Regions from separate parts of the Homo sapiens genome. Here all the other regions are linked to region 3. Evidence: chromatin contacts called from ENCODE Hi-C or POLR2A ChIA-PET data. All regions are on one chromosome and are shown on one strand. Each heading gives the region's core, a stretch centred on a gene start or an enhancer-like site at or near the end of the contact. The rest is flanking DNA. Distances are from core to core; before and after follow the strand shown.

Region 1 (4,137 bases), core at 1,199-3,698, 1.0 Mb before region 3:
TCTTTCAATACTCAGGCTTTCCCCACTACACCAAAATGTTCTCTTTTAAAAATTTTTTTCCTTCAAATGTATGCATGCAATTATAATGCAGACATTTTAGAATTATGACTAGGAAGCATACAAACGATGCTTCTGGATCAAAGTTGATGAGTTTGTTAGCTAGTTTATATTTAATTTTAATCCATCATGATTGCTGTATTATCTGATGTATGCTTCCCCTTATGGCTAGTCAGTTGCCCAGACACAGCTATAATGTGCAACAGGTACTCTAAAATGATAGAAATGACAGTCTTTGATGGCTTGGCACCAGGCACAGTGGCTCATGCCTGTAATCCCAGCAATTTGGGAGGCTGAGATGGGTGGATCACCTGAGGTCAGCAGTTAGAGACCAGCCTGGCCAACATGGAGAAACCCCGTCTCTACTAAAAATACGAAAAAATAGCCAGGCATGGTGGCCCATGCCTGCAATCCCAGCTACTCGGGAGGATGAGGCAGGAGAATCGCTTCAATCCACGAGGCGGAGGTTGCAGTGAGCCGAGATCGCACCACTGCACTGCAGCCTGGACGACAGAGCAAGACTCTGTCTCAAAAAAAAAAAAAAAAAAAAAAAAAAAAGAAAAGAAACGCGTCTTCGGGAGGCTCAATATCACCAATGGAAGTATGTGTAACAGTGTAGTGGCAGATACATTGATTAGAACCACTGTTCTAGCATAAAACTTCCCTGATAATATTCAGGTACTTAATTCATGTGACCTGCTAAAAGTGATAGGGACAAGCTTGATGGTGTTCGCAGGCAGAGGAACTGAAAATAATACTACATAAAGAATAGATGAATTCAGGTAAATTTAGCTGAATTTATGGGGACGGTAAGGTTAAATACAGTGATTAAGGTTTCTAAATAATTGCAGGGCTGGCCCGGTGGCTCATGCTTGTAATCCCAGGACTGTGGGTGGCTGACGCTGGTGGATCCCTTGACCTCAGGGGTTTGAAGCCAGCCTGGGCAACATGGGGAAACCCATCTCTACAAAAAATAACATAACATAACATAACATAACATAACATAACATAACATAACATAACATAACATAATTAGCTGGGTGAGGTGGCGTGGGCCTGTATTCCCAGCACCTCGGCAGGCTGAGGTGAGGGATCACTTGCACTAGGGAGGGGGAGGTTGCAGTGAGCTGAGATCGTGCCACTGCACTCAGATCTGGGTGACAGAGTGAGACCTTGTTTCAAAATAATAATAATAATAATAATTGCAGGACTGTAGTTAACGTGAGTTCTGCCTGAAATGCTTGATACTCTTCTCCTTTCCTAATATACGTTCCTTCTCTAATTTTTTATTCTTGCTCTCACAGAACATTGTCCAAAGCCTGCTTATAGGACTTAATATGCATACTGCTTTATAGTTAAATGTCTGTGCCTCCCACCAAGACAAATCTGCTTTAGTTAAATTTGTCTTACTCATTACTGTACCTTAAAATTTTGTATTTGCTTGTTGTCCAGCACAAAACGTGCATTCAAAAAAACCCAAAAAATATATATCCAAATGAACTTTCTTGTTGCAGGTAGGCAAGATCAATGTAACATTCTCTAAGGATAGCGCTGTCAGAAAACACACTGTTGCACACTACTTGGGTAGCAGTTTCACCTCATCCTCTGCTCATACTGCTCTGGAAGTCTGTTTTTTTCTCTCAAAGGCCAAGTCTCTCATTTCGAGACTCATCTCAAGAGTGCCGTCCTCTAAGAAGATCTTCCTGACTCCCTCCTGTGGAACTTTACCTCTCCCCTCTTGCTTGGTACTCTTCATGCGTCCTATGGTGAACAATTACACGTAAACACCTAAAACATATTATTATTCTCATTTGTTAACACGTTGGGCTCCTCCCCTTCAAAGAAAACACACAGCCTAAATGAAAAAAAGGTACTGGTCACCACAAGATTTTATTCATCCACTGGACCACCCGCTGGTGGGGGTGTTTTCAAAAAAGTGCTAGCATTTTCAATCAGGGCGACGATCTAGAGTCCCTTCTGGTGCACTGTTACAGAATTCTGATTACTGTAGGTTCAACTTTTCAGTTTGTGACAGGATTAGCTTTAATTTATTGCAATTAATTCTCTTTCATTTATAAAACCAACTTATGCCTCCTCTATTCTTAAGCTCCTATTTCCTTCGAGGGAAGCAGTGGCCTCCGCCGCCTGTACCCTCCACACCACCCGGCCTCTCGGTCTCGCTCCCCTTTCCCAGCACCGCGTGCCGTGGGCCTCTTCTCACCGTCCGGCCGAAATTCGAACTCCAGAAACTCGTGCCCAAACTTGCCCTTGTGCCCTACGTAGTAGCGCAGGTAGAAATCGCTAGCCACAGCCATTTTTGTACCCGGGAAGCCCGCCGAAAACGCAGCCAACGTGTCCCCCGGCGCCTTGCAGTGACGTCATCGCGCGGAATAAGTGCGTCACCACAGGCGCTTCTCTTCCTCCTGCAGTGCAGCCCTAGACTAAAGCGTGAAAGCCGAGTATCGCGTGAGAGTCCGGAGGCGCTGAAGGGAGGGTCGCAGCGCCGTGACTTTCGCTTTACTAGGAATGGAGGCACATTGTTTTCAAAATAAAGATTACATTATACTAGCAAAGATTAGAAATGTGAGCATATGATAGTCTTTTTTATGGACTTAGAGCTAAAGGTTTGCAAGTCACTTTTACTTTTCTGGTCTCCCAATCCTTGCGGCGTTTGTGAGGTGGGTGTGGCTCTATGCCCCCTTTAACTGTGAGCTAAATAAAGATAAAGCTTAGAATCGAAATGGCAGACCGGGAATATAAACTATTTTTCTTACTTAATTTCTAACAGGGTGCTTTCCCTTTGGATAGCGATTGGTAGTTACCCGGGACCTCTAAGCCTATAATAATAGAGACAAAGTCAAAGGAATCCAACTCTTAAAACCCTCACACCCCCCACACCTGAAAAACCCTGACAGTCACCGTGCTTTTTTTAACAGCAGAACTTCTAAGGTTCTTAATTCATTCAATAAGGGTTAACTTTTAGTAGCCTGTGAAGTTTTGGCAATTTGACTTACGATACAATAATGGTTTAGCCCATTATTGTTTCTCGCCAGATAGAATTAAATTGGGGGAATGAAAGAATGCTCCAGTGTGGCGTAGTTTTTAAGGTAAGGGAAAGACTTTTACACAAAGTTTCCTTTTCAGATATTATTGATCACCCTTTTGTTATCAACACACAGAGTAATCCTATCTGTCGGTTGACAACCTTCAGTGATTTTTAGTAGAAAGTGGTGGAGAGAAGACCTGGGATTCAATCCCAACACTTAACAGCTAACTAACCTCGGGCAAGTGACTATCTCTAAGCCTGTTTGTTCATCAGCCTAATGCATATACAGCAATCTACATTGCCAAGCTCACAGAATTCTTGAGAGATCTAATGAGATAATATGTAAAATAAGCTTTAAATTTTATAAAACATTAGTTTTAACAAACATTTCCTATGTGACAGTTTGAAACTAGAAATAAGCCATTTGATCTGGTAGTCTAGAAAAGAAAGCAAACACGTAAGGCGAATACCAGCACAAGGGAGCAATTGCTATAATTAAGAATATATGTGCCATCCTGGCCAGCATGGTGAAACCCCGTCTCTATTAAAAATACAAAAAAATTAGCTGGGCGTGGTGGCGCGTGCCTGTAATACCAGATACGCGGGAGGCTGAGGCAGGAGAATTGCTTGAACCCTGGAGGCAGAGGTTTCAGTGAGCTGAGATCGTGCCACTGCATTCCAGCCTGGGCAACAAGAGCGAAACTCTGTCTCAAAAAAAAAAAAAAAAAAAAAAGAAAAAGAAAAGAAAGCCTATATGTGGCCGGGCGCAGTGGCTCATGCCTGTAATCCCAGCACTTTGGGAGGCCAAAGGGGGCAAATCACCCGAGGTCAGGAGTTCAAGACCAGCCTGGCCAACATGGCAAAACCTTGTCTTTACTAAAAATACAAAAATTAGCCAGGTTTGGTGGCACGTGCCTGTAATCCTAGCTACTCAGGAGGCTGAGGCAGGAGAATCGCTTGAACCCGAGAGGCGGAGATCGCGCAGTTGCACTCCAGCCTGGGTGACAAGAGCGAAACTTCGTCTAAAAAAAAAA
Region 2 (3,816 bases), core at 767-3,266, 1.5 Mb after region 3:
GAGGTGAGGTTGTGACGTTTCAGCATTTCACTAGGATGGAAGAAGAATCAGGCATGAAGCCACCAAAGAAGGACATGGACGGTCATCAAAATGGCAAAGAAAGCAATGTGAAGGGAGTGCTAAAGGGAAAGGGTGTCAGTGTCCTGGCAGTGTAGCCAGGCTGAGGTTGGAAGAAGCCATGAACAAAGCCTGGTTCAGAGAGAAGGGGAAGCCACGTGGTAACATATTGTCCAGGCAAAGGGCAAGAGTCTTCAGGTGTATTAATGACTGGATAAAGAACGAACATGATTGGAGCCACAGGGCTGTATTGTGCTGCAGCAGGTGCTGACGAGGTGGGGGAGAGTGCGGGTGGAGATATCAGGAGCTATGCACAGGTTCTGAGCCAGATATGAAATGGGCTTTGAACCTAGTTGGTCTGAGCAGCTGCATTTGGTATCAATTAGCATAAAAAACAATTGAAACCAAAGAAATCTGCAAGAGGACAGCTCTAATAATCTAGCATTGAGAAGCATAAAAACTGAACCTGTGTTGAGACATTTGGAATGGAGAAAAAGACCCTAAGACAGGACATAGGGCAGAGGAACTATTAGCCAGGGCTCAGCAAAGAAATGGTGATGGAATTGGAGGAGAGATATTACATGTGTTTTTTGCCTCTTGGAATTTTTGAGCTGGAAGAGCCCTTAGTCTAATATCATTATTTTACAAATGGGAAAACCAAAGCACAGAGGGGCCAGTGAAGAAGTTGTATCTATAGACTTCCAGGTGGGCCAATGAAATTCAATTAGGTCTATATTTTATTTGGAAAATAACATAAATATGTTTTAGGTTTCAGACACAGAAGCTTAATTAACTAATACGGTGTGTCAAGCAGAGCACTGGTTTCAGGCTTTTGACTTTTGCATTCTGATTCCAGAAAACTTGACCCCTGATAAGCTCTGACCCTTGATCCCTGGAGACCTTTGGGAGGTAGTAAGTTACTTTGCATTGGGGCTACTACGGATGGAAAGGATCAGGTTCTCCAAAAGCCACTGGAAAACATGGTGGGGCAGAAGACTGGTGGGATCTCAGAGCTACACCCTGCTCCCTGGGGCTCTGAGATCTGGGAGCGGTCAGGCTAGACTGTATCTTTCCCAGGATGTCCCATTCTGGTCTGGGTCATCTGGCTTCTACCCAGACTCGCGTCAGCCTCCACACTGTGATTATCCATGACACTTCAGCCAGCAGCATCTCCACAGCACAGTTTATCAAAAAAAAAAAAAAAAAAAAAGATCCTTTCCCAGGAACTGGGAACGCGTTTCATTTAGCTTCATTTAAAATACATTGTTAAAGCGATGTGCTCCACGGAGCTGCCAAATGCTATAAATATGTATGAAGTCGCAGTAGCCTCCTACACCCATGGAGAGGCCAGTTTTGGGATGGATAACAGACAGGGGGAATTTTAAGTACATCCTGTTCCACTAACACTTGCTTCTTTTCCATTCTGTTCTTCCTCCTTTTGCTCTCTCCTGCTCACTAACCCCCCTCACCCCAGCAGAAAAAATAATTGCTACGAGGGCTGAGCCTGAAGATTTCTTTTTTTTTTTTTCCTTAAAGTGTTGCAAAACCTTAAAACTGTAAGGGAATAACAGCTTTCCCCACAACACACAAACACAGCTCTCCTCTGGCAAACAGGAAACACTCCCAGGGCTGTGGGCTCCTGAGCCAGGAAATGGGTCTTTGCTGCTCTGGTTACCTTCTCCTCAGGTTCTTCCTGGGCATTCAATGCAGTTAAAAATAGTAACCACCAAAACCAGAAGAAAAGATGATTTCATTGTCTAACCGCTGCAACTTGTGGCCTGATTTGGGTGGTGGCAGAGAGGGAGCTAATCCTCTGAGTTGGCGCCTTGGGAATTCTCTTAGGGTCGAGCTGGTCCCTGCCCCAGGATTTCAAAACGGGGTATCCCTGAGGAGCCAGCCCAGCTCAGGAGGGCGGCGTGTTAGGCAGAGCCAGCTTACCACACTCGTGCACACTGTGGGTGAGGCAGCTGGTGGAAATGCAAGATCTCTCCGTGGCCCAGCCTGTGAGCAGTGCAGGTGGCACACACCCGCCCTGGCTTGGGAAGGCAAGGCTGGGGGCGGAGCCTGTCTGCTATCTGAGCTAGTCATTCCTGCAGTGGTCTGGGTAGTGTGCATCCTCAGCTGGCCCTGGCAGGCATAAGAATTTGTAGAGTATGCTCAGTTCCACTCAGCATAGGGAGCTGTCACAGTGACAGGTACAGAAGGGACCCAGTGGGCTTCTAAGGCTATGTGAAGACAAAGATAGTTTGAGAAGGTACTTTATCGGGGAACCTGCCCTGATATTCATGTAGGTTCTTTTCTATTTTCCCTAAGCATTGGCCAGCTTGAGAAATAAAGGGACAGAGTACAAAAGAGAGAAATTTTAAAGCCAGGCGTCTGGGGGAGACATCACATGTCTGTAGGTTCCGTGATGCCCCACAAGCCACAAAAACCAGCAAGTTTTTATTACGGATTTTCAAAAGGGGAGGGAGTATGCTAATAGGTGTGGGTCACAGACATCAAGTACTTTACAAGGTAATAGAATATCACACGGCAAGTGGAGGCAGGGCGAGATCACAGGACCACAGGACCGGGCCTAAATTAAAATTGCTAATGAAGTTTTGGGCACCATTGTCATCGATAACATCTTATCAGGAGACAGGGTTTTGAGATCAACCGGTCTGACCAAAATTTATTAGGCGGGAATTTCCTCTTCCTAATAAGCCTGGGAGCGCTATGGGAGACTGGAGTCTATTTCACCTCTGCAGTCTTGACCATAAGAGACAGGCACACCTGGGGGGGCTGTTTATAAGCCTATACCTCCGGGTGCGTGTTCTCTTTCTCAGGGATGTTCCATGCTGAGAAAAAGAATTCAGCGATATTTCTCCCATTTGCTTTTGAAAGAAGAGAAATATGGCTCTGTTCTGCCTGGCTCACCGGCGATCAGAGTTTAAGGTTATCTCTCTTATTCCCTGAACAATTGCTGTTATCCTGTTCTTTTTTCAAGGTGCCCACATTTCATATTGCTCAAACACACATGCTGTACAATTTGTGCAGTTAATGCAAATATTACAGGGTCCTGAGGCGATATACTTCCTCCTCAGCTGACAGGATTAACAGATTAAAGTAAAGACAGGTGTAGGAAATCACAAGGGTATTGACTGGGGAAGTGATAAGTGTCCATGAAATCTTTACAATTTATGTTTAGAGATTGCAGTAAAGACAGGCATAAGAAATTACAAAAGTATTAATTTGGGGAACTAGTAAATGTCCATGAAATCTTCACAATCCACGTTCTTCTGCCATGGCTTCAGCTGGTCCCTCCGTTTGGGGTCCCAGACTTCCCGCAACAGTACTTGAGGGTCTCCAACAGTTAATCATGTTGAATAAAAGAGAGATCAGTTTTTACAATGAAGAACCTTGCTCCACCCCCTGCCATGCAGATTAAAATCCTCCAAAGCAGAGGTAAATTCACAGTGATGAAAAGATCCACATCCCTCTAAATAGGTTTATGGTCCTTAATTTTTAATTTGCTTTTTTTTTTTTTTTTGAGACAGGGTCTCACCCTGTCATCCAGGCTTGAGTGCAGTGATGTACTCATGGCTCACTACAGCCTCGGACTCTTGGGCTCAAGTGATCCTTCCACCTCAGCCTCCCAAGTAGCTGGGACTACAGGCATGAGTCAGCACACCCAGCTATTAAATTTTTTTTTCTAGAGATAGGGTCTTGCTATGTTGCCGAGGCTGGTGTTTAACTCCTGGCCTCAAGTAAGCCTCCCAA
Region 3 (3,589 bases), core at 262-2,761:
TTCCTGGAGGCTCACAACCACCAGTTCCCATCATCCCAGCAACAGCACTCTTTCCCACCCTAGCCTCGTTCGTAATGATCTGATCAATGTGTGAACAAAAATATTGTGTGTACAAGTCTCAACACATTTGATAATGTGAAGAGGTGAAGGAAAGTGGGTAGGAAAAATCTGTAGGGTGGGGAGACTCGGGGAAATGTGTCCTGGTCCAGTGCAGGTAACATATATGGGTATATATGCGTATATACATATTTATACCATATTTAATATATTACTCTATTAAGAAATTATAACAAATTTCCTTTTACATTACACATCCACATATTAAACCCCCAATATGTGCTAACAAGGTTAGAATTTAAGTATAATGATAATGTTCTCAGTTTTTTGTGGTGGACACTTTAAGAGAGTGTAAATAATAATAAAAATAATAGAGTGATCAGATCACTTGTGCTCAGGGCTAGACCCTTCAGCCCCAACGGCCTTAACCCCCCTCAACTGCTTTTCCAACCAAATATTCCTCCCCCTGCAGGATCCCAGGGCCATCCAATCAACCGGCCAATGACGGTTTCAGAGAAGCGGTCCTGGGGAGGGGTATTATCTGCAGGAACACGTCCTGCCAACTTTGTAGTCGAGTCACCTATTTCGGTTGGTAGCGGCCGCTATTTCTTTAAAAGGGCAGTGGATTTCGAAACAGGAGGGGGAGGTCAGGAAAAGGAACTCAGCTGCCTTTGATAACTGCCCTGCAGCCTTCCCTTCCCGGAGCGCGTGCTCGGCTCGGGAAGCGCCCGCGGCCGCCGCATCCCCGAGCGGGCGCGTGGCGCCACCTCTTTCCGGGGCGCCCACCTTCCCCGGGAATCCCCCCGCCCGACGGTCCCCCAGCGTCTGCGGCGCGGCCGCCCCGGCTTTGTCTCCGGCGTCGCGCTCGGGCGCCCGCTCTCCCCACATTTCCCCGTGTGCAGGCTGTAACCCGATCTCCCATTTCCTGGTGGATTCTCTTAAAGAGGCAGCGGTCGAGAAGCAGAACAAAGGCTATTGTTTTATTTCCTCCTTCGGATTCCGCGTCCTAACCGGAATGGCCCTTCATAGATAATTACTTTCGTTGCATCTGCGCTTAGTGAAACGTTTCAAAACCCTTGTGCACATCGATGTATCCAAGAGACGGAGCCAGGGGAGGTGGGAGGAGTTTAATAAAACCTGTTTTGTGGTGTCTGGGGCCACAATGTAACGTTTTTTAAAGGTGTCTTCCTTAAGCCCGGAAATTGGCTCGGCCAGCGGGAGGTCTCGCGGCGTGGAGGGCGGGCGCCCGCACCGGGGGCCGGCCTGGGGGGCTGCGCCGCTCGCCCCGCTCGCAGCCGCGGCCCCACGCGGCCCCGCTACCCGGGTTTCCTCCGCCCGCGCCCCCGCGGCCGCCCCTCCCCCGCGCAGCTTTTATTTCCCCGATGCCGGGCTGTAACCCGAGCTTTTATTTCCTGGTGGCTCCTTTAAGAGGCAGAGCTCAGTGCTGGGAATTCACGTCAGTTTCTGCACTGAAACTCTCAAGATCAATGAGCAAAGAGCTTTCTCAGTTCTGCCTTTCAGTTTCTCTCTTCCAGGAAGGAAAACATTCGAGAGAGCGAGGGAGAGCCGCGGGAGGGCGGGGGGCGGGGGCGCCGGCTGCGGGTGGGAGGAGAGACCGGGAGGCCGGCCGGGCTGCGTCCCGGGTCCCCGCGCCGCGCCGCGACCTGCAGACCCCGCCGCCGCGCTCGGGCCCGTCTCCCACGCCCCCGCCGCCCCGCGCGCCCAACTCCGCCGGCCGCCCCGCCCCGCCCCGCGCGCTCCAGACCCCCGGGGCGGCTGCCGGGAGAGATGCTGGAAGAAACTTCTTAAATGACCGCGTCTGGCTGGCCGTGGAGCCTTTCTGGGTTGGGGAGAGGAAAGGAAAGTGGAAAAAACCTGAGAACTTCCTGATCTCTCTCGCTGTGAGACATGTCTGAGACTCCTGCTCAGTGTAGCATTAAGGTAAAAATCTTCTCCCCTCCTTCTACGTGGTGGAAACCCTGAGCTGCACCGGCCAGGGCAGTCGTGCTGGGCTCCTCAGAGCAGGCTGTTGCAGTTGCTCTGTTCGCAGGAAATTATTTGGGGCGAGAGGGAAAGAGATGCAGCTCGCGGTGGCTGCTGTACCCTTTAGCGTAACCTTGCTACTCCCCCCCACCGCCGAGCCCCTGCCGGCTCCTCGGCCCCCACCCCCTTGCTTTTTGACAATGAAATGCCGGTCACAATTGGTCAGAGCAACCCGGATTGTCTCCAGAACCGTAAAACACCCCCGTAATTAGTGCGCTTAAAAAAAAAAAAAACAAAAAACAAAAAAAAAAAACCTGCTCCCTATTCCTACACCCAACATGTGACTGAAATATAACTTTTGTTCCCGAGGGGTGGTCGTCTTAGAAAAAAAGTTGTTCAGTTTCCACTGCGATAGAATCTTTTTATTTTTTTAAAGGACTCTCTGGGTCTGATCAGACAGGATTTTTTTCCCCCTCGTCTGATTGTAATTGCAAGCGCTGTCGGAGAGACAGTCCTGGTGTCAGCTTTTCCTAGGCATTGCACAATGAATTTTTTTTTAAAACCAAGGTGAATAAAGTTGCTGAATAGTTATTTTACTCCGATCCATATGAAAGTTGAGCAATCCCAAAGTAGAAAACTCCTGTGATGGAGGGAGAGGAAGAACTAAGCAACCAGGCAAAATGACCTTCTGTGTTTGACAGTGCAGAGAGGCTATCTAAGCAGCACTCTGTAAATGCAGGGCGGTAGATGTTTGTAAACACACTGCTGGGCTACCCAGTAGTTGTGTGTATGCATGTCTATATATCTGTAAAGACTGTGGTGCTGCGGTTTGTTGCTTCTAAAAAGTTGTTGTAAAGTTTGCCACCATTGGGAGGCAGGATGATTTATCCATCTACCCGTGTTATTTTTCCCATCGCTGCATTTATTGTACACTTTATTCATTTCGCTGTTCCACCAGTACCCAGGTAGAAAGCCTTCCGCTCTTGTGAGAGGCTGAAGCTGCTGAAGTTTGTTTTTGGTTTGGCCTATTTAATGTGTGTTCACTGAATGGACACTACAGCAACAATGAACAAATAACCTGTTTTCTTCGTCTGTGGGGAGTTAGAAAAACCCTTCCTGGTTTAACACTGCCTTTCAATTAGAGTCTGTGTAGGGGAAACGCAGTAGTTCATCATACGTGCTTACTAGGTTTTTTATAATTAGAATCACATTTTGGTGTTTCTTATCAGAAAAGATATTCATGGGTTTGAGGATAGGCTAATGTGAAATCAAAAGGTGGTTTGGGCTTCTTTGTTTTTGCCTCACAAAAATGCCTAATGGAACTTTTAGGCTTTTGTGTTTGTACATAACTGGAGGTAGCAGTATGTATGTCTGTGGGCATGGGGCGTGCCACACTAAAGAACTTAGGGTACTTTGATATTAATACTTCAAAACCAGTTTCTTTTGCGGTATAAATTAGATTCTACACAGAGTTCAGGAAAATCCTGCGGTATAGATAATCTAATTTATTTGACGCTTCATAACATAGAGGTAACTAAATAGTAGGATA

Evidence for each region. A loop is a pair of places that touch in the nucleus more often than their neighbours do. ChIA-PET counts read pairs that join two places held with the same protein, here RNA polymerase II (POLR2A). Pooled maps may share reads with other maps.
Region 1: a map of naive thymus-derived CD4-positive, alpha-beta T cell shows a loop between it and region 3 (9-fold over the local background). The contact joins the promoter of MAGOHB here to the promoter of ETV6 in region 3. A Hi-C loop is called at or near these places in 1 of 168 maps with a recorded cell type or tissue (naive thymus-derived CD4-positive, alpha-beta T cell) and 8 of 50 pooled maps. POLR2A ChIA-PET finds 5 or more read pairs at or near these places in 2 of 52 experiments (BJ and activated naive CD8-positive, alpha-beta T cell).
Region 2: a map of tibial artery shows a loop between it and region 3 (19-fold over the local background). The contact joins the enhancer-like site here to the promoter of ETV6 in region 3. A Hi-C loop is called at or near these places in 1 of 168 maps with a recorded cell type or tissue (tibial artery). POLR2A ChIA-PET finds 5 or more read pairs at or near these places in 1 of 52 experiments (activated CD4-positive, alpha-beta T cell).

Annotation. Positions count from the first base shown.
Region 1 is chr12:10,611,161-10,615,297 of GRCh38, forward strand. MAGOHB (mago homolog B, exon junction complex subunit) reads right to left here and starts at 2,449. Exons shown (of 5, transcript NM_018048.5): 1 at 2,279-2,449. The coding sequence starts at 2,372. RefSeq lists enhancers at 1,506-2,385, 2,170-2,569, 2,386-3,263.
Region 2 is chr12:13,177,820-13,181,635 of GRCh38, forward strand. No RefSeq gene overlaps it. Among named protein-coding and RNA genes, the nearest start is that of EMP1, 17 kb to the right of the region's middle. Within about 2 kb of position 2,017, at least 20 of the 41 ENCODE cell types and tissues checked have a DNase peak (open chromatin) inside an H3K27ac peak, as active enhancers do.
Region 3 is chr12:11,648,163-11,651,751 of GRCh38, forward strand. It overlaps ETV6 (ETS variant transcription factor 6), which reads left to right and starts at 1,512. Exons shown (of 8, transcript NM_001987.5): 1 at 1,512-1,998. The coding sequence starts at 1,966. RefSeq lists an enhancer at 415-514 and silencers at 695-934, 1,225-1,434, 1,645-1,694, 1,705-1,864.